2 separate regions of the Homo sapiens genome follow, and region 2 is linked to region 1. A link is an interaction called in ENCODE POLR2A ChIA-PET data of the cell type or tissue named here. Cell type or tissue: HepG2. All regions are shown on one strand. Links, peaks and the distances in the headings refer to the core of each region. The heading gives the core; the rest is flanking DNA.

Region 1 (4,400 bases), core at 103-4,102:
CTCCTAGGAGGTGGTGGTGTCAAGGTCGCTGTAGGCTGCTTTGCAGACTCCACCTTCTCCTCAACCCAGGGGATCCCAGGATCTTGGCTCAGGGAAAAAGGCGGTAGCTTCACCAAACACTTCAAGCCAGTTTTGCCACTGAAAACAAACAGAAAGCCCAAATTGACATTTTTATTCCAATGTTCCCCCCTCCACACCAAACACAAGAAATCATCAATCAATAAATCAGTCAAGCAAAATTAGACACTCAAAGAAGTGGAAGAACATCAGTGATGCGGAGAGAGGGAACCTGATATGAACATTCTCTACCTCTTTAAAATACATTCCTTCACATGTGAGCCTTAAAAATAACAGCTCTGTGGGGGCTATAGTCTTGGGATTTTTAAAGTAGGTTTCAAAGCTATGGAAGGAGTTCATTTTTGCCAAGTTAAAAGATAATGCAGCTCCAAACGAGAGATGAAATTAAAATGTTTTCTTTTCCTAGCAGCTTCAGATGACTAGCTTTATTTGTTTATGTATTAAAAAGGTAGCTCGTGTCCTAGAAAGAGTATGAGCTTTGGTGTCAGAAAGACCCAGATATTGAATATTCTATCTAATGCATACAAAAGGAATGAAAAAATTAGAAAAATTAACACTCGGTTAATATCAGTGCAATAAAGCAAAGATCATCAATAGATGTTAAAACCTTTGGATAAACGGAGAAAAAAATTACAATGCAAAAGAATATTTCTACCAAGTAGAAATATGGCAGCCACCTCAACCAAGTGATCAAACTTTACATCACCCAAAACAAGACAAACAGACATCATTGTCTCCTGATACAATACAATGCAAGCACACGCCATCTTCTGTGTAGTATTTTTGGCAAAAATATTTTAACCTGAATCTAATTATAAAGAAGCAATTAGATAAATCCAGATTATAGGGACATTTTGCAAAACACTGGCTTGGACTCTTCAAAATTATTCAAGTCATAAAAGACATTTAAAAAGCTGCAGGGACAATTGAGGAAGTTTAAGTATGGAGTTTATTTTAGATAATACTAGAGTATCAATGTTAAGTACCTTGGAAGGATGATTGGCATTATATTTATATAAGAGAATGTCCCATTGGTGAAACTGGGTGATGTTAGTGCTCTTTACAATTTTTTTCAGGATTTTTGTAGGTTTAATTTTGTTTTAATTTGTAATTTTAATTTTTTAGACACAGTGCCTTGCTCTGTCACCCAAGCTGGAGTGCAGTGGTACAATCATAGCTCACTATAACCTTGAACTCCTGGGCTCAAGCAATCCTCCTGCCTCATCCTCCTGAATAGCTGGGACAATAGGGCCATGCCACACCTGGTTAATGCTTTTTAATGTTTTTTTTTTCTGTAGAGATAGGATCTTGCTATGTTGCTCAGGCTAGCCTTGAACTCGTGGCCTCAAGTGATCCTCCAGCCTCAGCCCCCTAAAGTGCTGGGATTACAGGTGTGAGACATTTTTTGTAGGTTTGGAAATGTCAAGGTAAAAGCTGAGACAAGAAAAAACAAGATTTAGCTGTATTAACTGCATGAAATAAAAGGCGTGAGTTTTGCTCAGGCATATGGCCATGCTGGCTCAATAACCCTCATGATATTGATGAATCTGGGATGTGCAGGAAATGCAAGGCAAAAGCTGCTTTTCCCCTGTGCAGCACCAAGCAGAATCTGTCTTCCTAGAATCGGAATGATGGGACAGGTGTATTAGGTTAGACTGTGAAGGTGCGCCTCCCGTGCAAACACAATATAGGTATTTTTAAATATACTTTTGTGTCTTTCCAAATAGTCCAGTTTCTTAACTGGATTTAAAATCTTTCCAATGTTCATCCATAATGCACACTTCCCTTTGCTTTTTACTAGCTATTCAACTTCAACTTCGAGTGAACCCGCTCTTCTTGTAATGGCTTGGGGTTTAAAGAGAACAAAGTTCAATTTTTATCATCCCTAACTGGGAATTGTCAAATTTAATGTCATCCAATCTGCAAGATGTTTGGATCTAAATAGATTTGTACATCAGCCTGTGCTTACCTAACTCAGATTTTTATTTGCCTTTGGTATATCTGACCCGCAAATATGTTTTGAAATTATCTGGAATGTATCAGAATTTTCCCATGGTTTTTGAAGCAAAACACTTCATTGTGTCACCAGCAAACTTGCACAGCTAGCTGTCGTTTCACTCTCCCAAGCCTTGCAGCTGCAAGGAAAACCTCTTATTGGCTGACTTGTCCACGCCAGGCAGCCTCCCACAGGCTACTGTGGATATTGTCTGCCTTTTGGAGAGGCTACTCCTGTCTTGTTTTATCATGGAGATAGAGGAGTCACGGACAGAACTGTAATTGTGACCACAGCTGTGATTGATTGGTGCTTTGGCCACCAAGGAGAGGAAAAGAAACTAAGAAAACAGGAAGAGAGAAACAGTGGGGGTGTCTGGGGAAGAGAGGTGGAGAAAAGATGGAGAGGAAAGAAGAACAACAAGAGAGGAGTCAGAATGTAGAGGAAAACATTCCTGAAGCCAAAAACAGCTTCTTGCGTCACTCACAGATCCAAAGCTCGGGTCTGGACAGAGTTGATTCAGGGACAGAGGAACGATGGAAGCCTTGGGCCATTCATGTACATTTTACAAAAGCTGTTTGTAGGGAGGACAACAGGGAAATAAATAGAGGAAAAGGGCAAAGAAGTAGAATGAGAAAAGAGAAACTGAGTATTCTAAAACATTCTTAGATGATGCTTGTTTTAAAAATTGCTTTTAGGGATGAACTTTTAAGTCTTCTTAAACAAGGAATGTATATTCCCTTAGTTTCTTCTCTTGGCATTTTTGAAAAAGAAAAGAACCAAATTGATCCATGAGAAACTAAGCACAGTTTTTGACCCAGTTATACCCATGTAAGAGGCAAAAGGGAGAGAGGAATGATGAAGGTGCATTGCTAAAGCCCTCAACAGTTACTATTATTAGTCCCATTGTACAGATGGTGAAACTGAGGTTCTGAAATGTTAAATGAAGGTGACACAATTATTAAGTGTCAAATCCTGCTTTTGAACCTATAAATGCTTGATTCTAAATTTTGTAATTTTTACTTTTCTCCACTAGATCAGTATTTGGTGTACTATGTCTTTTTAAAAAATATACATGCATCTGTGAAATTTACCACGAAGTATACAAAAACCTATAAGGCTGTACTCAAACTGAGGACATAAGAAGAATGGGATGATGCTGTGTTTACTTACACCAAGGAGGCTTGATCAGAACTGCTGATTCTGCTCCTAGTTATACAGAAAAAAGAATGGAATAAAGAGATTCTTTACTTTCTCTTTTAAAAAAAATTAGACCAGAGGAGAGAGCTAAAAGCAAAGGCAAAGGTTTGTTTCTGTGCATTGATATAAAAGTCCCAGAATATCTATCTAGAGTGTTTCTGTGCATAGTTTTCTGTTTTCCAGTGCTGTATGAGTGGGCTGTTGCCATTGATGTGGAGATGGACTGGAATGGTTGTCATATGCAAGGTTCCCGAATAGGACAAGGAACAACCTGCTGCAATAGAAAGAAACTAGGGCTGTATGACCTGGAGTAAATTTAAGCCTCCCGTAATCTCGGTCCTTCTCAGCAAAATGTGGAGGTTGGACTGGATAATTTCCAAGACTCCTTCTGTCTCTACCATTCCGTGACTTAAAATAAATCCCAAAGGAGCAAAAATACCTATGTGACCAGATTGCCTGTCCCAAAGAGACTTTATCTGTTAGAGTCGACATGCCAACTTGTGTTCCCCTCTATCTGGTACAAGCTGTGGGCACATAATAAGCACTGCACACACTGTGATTTGGCCAGCTGAATTCTTGCTCAAGAGATTTCAGACAGTATTCCTCTAAGGAGGCCTCACTTTGGCCCCAGCAGAACACAAAAAGGCAATAACTGGGAGCCAGCATCTACCAGCTAAGTAATTAGCAGGCTGTGAGTAACAAATTGGTGACCATAGCCCAGCTCCTGTTGTCTGTGTCATAAAATAATTAAAACTGGCCAACAAACACAGCAGATGCCAAGATGGCCAAGGGACAATGGAACATAAAGTCGTATCACTCTTGTTTCCCATCTTCTTGGAAAGGGATGAAAAACTGGGGGAAAAACTGGTAACACTTGTAGGTATGGAGTTTATGGTACACATGGAATGGAGAAATGAGAATTCAACAAGGATCTGGTGTAGCAGAGACCTAAAAGGCAAATCCCCATCTACTGGCCAACACTAGACAGAGGATATCTCTGTAAACCAGTTTCTGATTGATCATGAAACAAAGTTCTTTCTCTGTCTTTTCTTTTCTTTCTTTTCCTTTTTCTTTTTTTTTTTTTTTTTTTGAGATGGAGTCTTGCTTTGTCACCCAGGCTGGAGTGCAG
Region 2 (4,400 bases), core at 182-4,181, 170 kb before region 1:
CACCCACCACCATGCCCGGCTAATTTTTTTGTGTTTTTACTAGAGACAGGGTTTCACTGTGTTAGCCAGGATGGTCTCGATCTCCTGACCTTGTGATCTGCCCACCTCAGCCTCCCAAAGTGCTGGGATTACAGGCGTGAGCCACCACGCCTGGCCCATAATTTGGTTTATAAAGAAATAAATTGAATCAACAAATGGGGTAGCTACTAGAAATAATACCAATCAATCACAAAATAATGAACTTTTCAATTGTATGAACTCCTTTTTGATATAGTTAGGAGTTAAAAAAATTAAATGAAAGCAGGGAAGATATGTTATTTTCCAGGATTCTTACATTTCCTAAGATTTTGGAGGGGGAGGCAAATTATCTTCTTTTTTTCTGCTCCCTTAATTAAAATCTGTTGATGTCTAACATAAAGCCAGAAAAATTGGGATAGATACTCCCTTTACTTAGGTGAGATGTGAGACCCTTCCTAGCTTCCTGGTGCTGGAATAATTACAATGTTAAGTGGGAAAGAACAGAGAGGAGATTGGGCTGGGCTGAGTGGTGGTGAATGCCATGTGGGGAATGCTAGCTGAAGATAGTAACGGATCCAGGAAGATAGACTTAAAGCCTCTGATCATGGCCCTAGATAATAATAATAATAATAATAACAACAATAATAATAATAATAATAATAACTTACAGAGTGCTTACTATGTAGTGGACTACATTTCACATTTCGGTAACACTATCTGTCTTTCACTCTGACAAGTAAAATACATAGCAACGGGTCGAAAGATTTTTAGGATGAAAATGTATTCTGCTGCCTTGCACTTTCTACTGTTTCCAACAGCAGAATTTCACTGCCAGTTTTATTTTATTTTTTTACAAATAACTTATTCTATCTGGGAGCTTGTAAGATTTTTCTCTTTATCTTTGGGGGAAATAATAACAGGAATTCTTAAGGGAGCTTACTATGAGCCAGGAAATATTAAAAGATTTGACATATATTAATACATTTAATCATCACAGCAACACTTTCCTATTTCACAAGTGAGAAAACTGAGGAAAAGAAGTTGAGTAACCTGTTCAAGTTAAATAGTCTTCAGTGGAGATCAGGATAGCTGGTGAAAGGAAGAGACCACAGGGGATGAAACAAACAACATGTACAAGTGATTTTAAAGATATTGTGCTTCAGAGAATGCTGGAAATTTGAACAGAGAAATTGTGTCAAGGGTGATGGAGCTGCCTGAATACTAGTACCCTGATGTGTGTAGCAAAGGAGGGAATTAGTTGAAAGAAATTCTCTGGGCCCAAAGCAAAAAAACCATCCTGGGTTAGATCCTATCTCTTCTCTCCTAAAACTTACTTAGGAGGATGCAAAATCTTCCCCATGGCTTCTGTGGCGTTGCATGTAGACCTCTGTAAACACTTGTATGTTCTGTTTATTTTGTTTTGGTTGCCCAGCCCTTTGAATACTCTCCCTGTGTTTAGGGAATTCACAGCTCTTCCAGATCATGCCTTCCTGCACAAGCCATGGAGCCTTTCCAGCCTTTTTTTTTCTTTCTTTTTTTTTGAGACGGAGTTTTGCTCTTATGTCACCCAGGCTGGAGTGCAATGGCGCCATCTCAGCTCACTGCAACCTCCACCTCCCGGGTTCAAGCGATTCTCCACTTAGCCTCTGGAGTAGCTGGGATTATAGACGCTCGCCACCATGCCCAGTTAATTTTTGTATTTTTAGTAGAGATGGGGTTTTGCCATGTTGGCCAGGCTGGTCTCGAACTTCTGACCTCAGATGATCCACTAACCTAGGCCTCCCGAAATGCTGGGATTACAGGCATGAGACAACACACCCAGCCCCCAGCCCTACTTTTATCAGAGTGTAAACTACAGCAAATATGAATGGCTAAAGAGCTGGCGATGTTTAACTGGAGGTGAGGAGGCTTTACTGGAGGGGGTGGGTGAAGGACACCATTGATAGAGATCTCTCCAAATATTTGGAGAGCCGGCAAATGAAAGAAGGCTGTGACTTGAGAGTAGAAGTTGGGCAGAAAGAGTAGTTGGGGAAGAAAGAGAGAGAGAGAGATAGTCAAGCCAGTGGAGGGATAAATTTCAAGCACATTCTCTAAAACTATTGCTTTTGCAATAAAAAAAAATCAACTTTATTGAGGTATAGTTTACACACAATAAAAATGCACCTTTTTTTTTTTGAAACGGAGTTTCGCTCTTGTCACCCAGGCTGGAGTGCAATGGTGTGATCTTGGCTCACTGTAACCTCTGCCTTATGGGTTCAAGTGATTCTCCTGCCTCAGCGTCCCAAGTAGCTGGGATTACAAGCATGTGCCACCACGCCCGGCTAATTTTTTGTTTTGCTTTGTTTTGTTTTGTTTTGAGACAGTCTCTCTCTGTTGCCAGGCTGGAGTGCAGTGGCATGATCTCAGCTCACTGCAATCTCCGGCCCCTAGGTTCAAGCTATTCTCCTGCCTCAGCCTCCCGAGTAGCTGGGACTACATGCGCCACCACACCTGGCTAATTTTTGTATTTTAGCAGAGACGGTGTTTCACCATGTTGGCCAGGATGGTCTCGAACTCCTGACCTCAGGTGATCTACCCGCCTCGGCCTCCCAAAATGCTGGGATTACAGGCATGAGCCACTGCACCCAGCCAAAAATGCACCTATTTTAAGCATACATTTTCATGAATTTTGACAAATGAATACATCTATGTAACTGTTCCAAGATACAGCACGTTGCCATCACCCCGCAATGTTTCCTTTTGCTTCATTCCAGTAACCCACTCCTATCCCCAGTCCGAGGCAACCACTAACCTGATTTTGGTCTTTCTAGATTACTTTTGCCTTTTCTAAAATTTCTTGTAAATGTAATCATGCATTTTATGTCTGGCTCCTTTCACTCCGCATGTTTTAGAGATTTATCACTGTTATAGCATGTATCAATTATTCATTTCTATTCACTGTTCAGTTATACTCCATTGACTAGATATATCATTTTTTTTACCCACTCATTTGTTGATGGACAAAGCCTTTTTCCAAATTTTATCTTGCAGCTGCCATGGCCATTCATGTACAAATGTTTTTGAGGACATCAATTTTCATTTCTTTTGGGTAAATACTTATGAGTGAAATAGCTAGGTTACATAGTAAGTGCATATTTAACTTTTTTTTTTTTTTTTTTTAGGCAGAGTCTCCTACTGTTGCCCAGGCTGGAGCACAGTGGCGTGATCTTGGCTCACTGCAACCTCCACCTAGCGGGTTCAAGTGATTCTCCTGACTCAGCCTCCCAAGTAGCTGGGATTACAGGTGCCCGCCACCACGCCTGGCTCACTTTTTTGTATTTTTAGTAGAGACGGGGTTTCACTATGTTGGCCAGGCTGGTCTTGAACTCCTGACCCCAAGTGATCCGCCCACTTCAGCCTCCCAAAGTCCTGGGATTACAGGTGTGAGCCACTGCACCCAGCTGCATATTTAACTTTTTAAGAAACGGCAAAACTTTTTTCCAAAATGGGTGTGCTAGTTTACATTTTCACCGGCAATGTATGAGATTTCCAGTTGCTCCAAACCTTTGCTAACATTTAGTATTGTCTTTTTAAATTATAGCCCTTCTCATAGGTATATAGTGGTATATCATGGTTTTAACTTGCACTTGCCTAATGACTAATGATTTTGGATAGTCAACATTTTTTCTTAAACTTATTTGTTATTCATATAGCTTATTTGGTGAAGTGTCAGTTGAAATGTTATGCCTTTTCATGAGTGGTTTGTCTTCTTAATAAGTTGTGACGATTCTATTTTCTGCATAGAAGTTCTTTACCAGGGTGATGTTTTTCAACTATTTTCTCTAAAATCCATGGTTTGAATTTTATTTTCTTAATGATAATGATATCATTTTAAGATAAAAAGATTTTAATTTTGACAAAACAATTTATCAAACATTTTCTTTTATGGTTCATGCTTTTTGCATTCTATCTAAACACTGTCTTTGCCTAATTAAAGGTAACAAAGATTTTCTTGTACAAGTCTCATTACTTTAGCTCCTATACTTAGACCTAGATCTATTTGGAGCTAAATTTTAAATATGGTATAAAGTAAGGGTCAAGATTCATATTTTTGCAAATGGAAATCTAATTGTTCCATCATCATTTGTCAAAAGTACAATTATTTTATTATTGCATTATCTTGGATCAAATGATAGTTTATTTGTGAGCCTACCTTTGGACTCATTATTTTGTTCCATTGATTTCTATGTCTATCTTTATACTGGCACATCATCTTGATTAATGTAGCTTTATAGTAAATGTTGAAAATGGATAATGTGTCTCCCAAATTTGTTTTTCTTTCTCAATATAGTTTTTCTGTTTTAGATCTTTTGCATTTCCATACAAATTTTATAATCAGCTTG

The links. ChIA-PET counts read pairs that join two places held together with the same protein. Peaks named below come from ENCODE experiments on the same cell type or tissue, not always from the same donor. Only the 100,000 strongest peaks of a DNase experiment are listed, where the experiment ranks them.
Region 2: POLR2A ChIA-PET joins it to region 1 with 5 read pairs; 5 of 35 experiments call an interaction of 5 or more read pairs at or near these places.

Annotation. Positions count from the first base shown.
Region 1 is chr3:171,836,454-171,840,853 of GRCh38, reverse strand. No RefSeq gene overlaps it. Among named protein-coding and RNA genes, the nearest start is that of TMEM212, 4.7 kb to the left of the region's middle. In HepG2, for the core only: no CTCF peak of the experiment used is centred there; DNase peaks (open chromatin) are centred at 1,343, 2,243 and 2,403.
Region 2 is chr3:172,004,022-172,008,421 of GRCh38, reverse strand. No RefSeq gene overlaps it. Among named protein-coding and RNA genes, the nearest start is that of FNDC3B, 33 kb to the left of the region's middle. In HepG2, for the core only: no CTCF peak of the experiment used is centred there; a DNase peak (open chromatin) is centred at 1,911.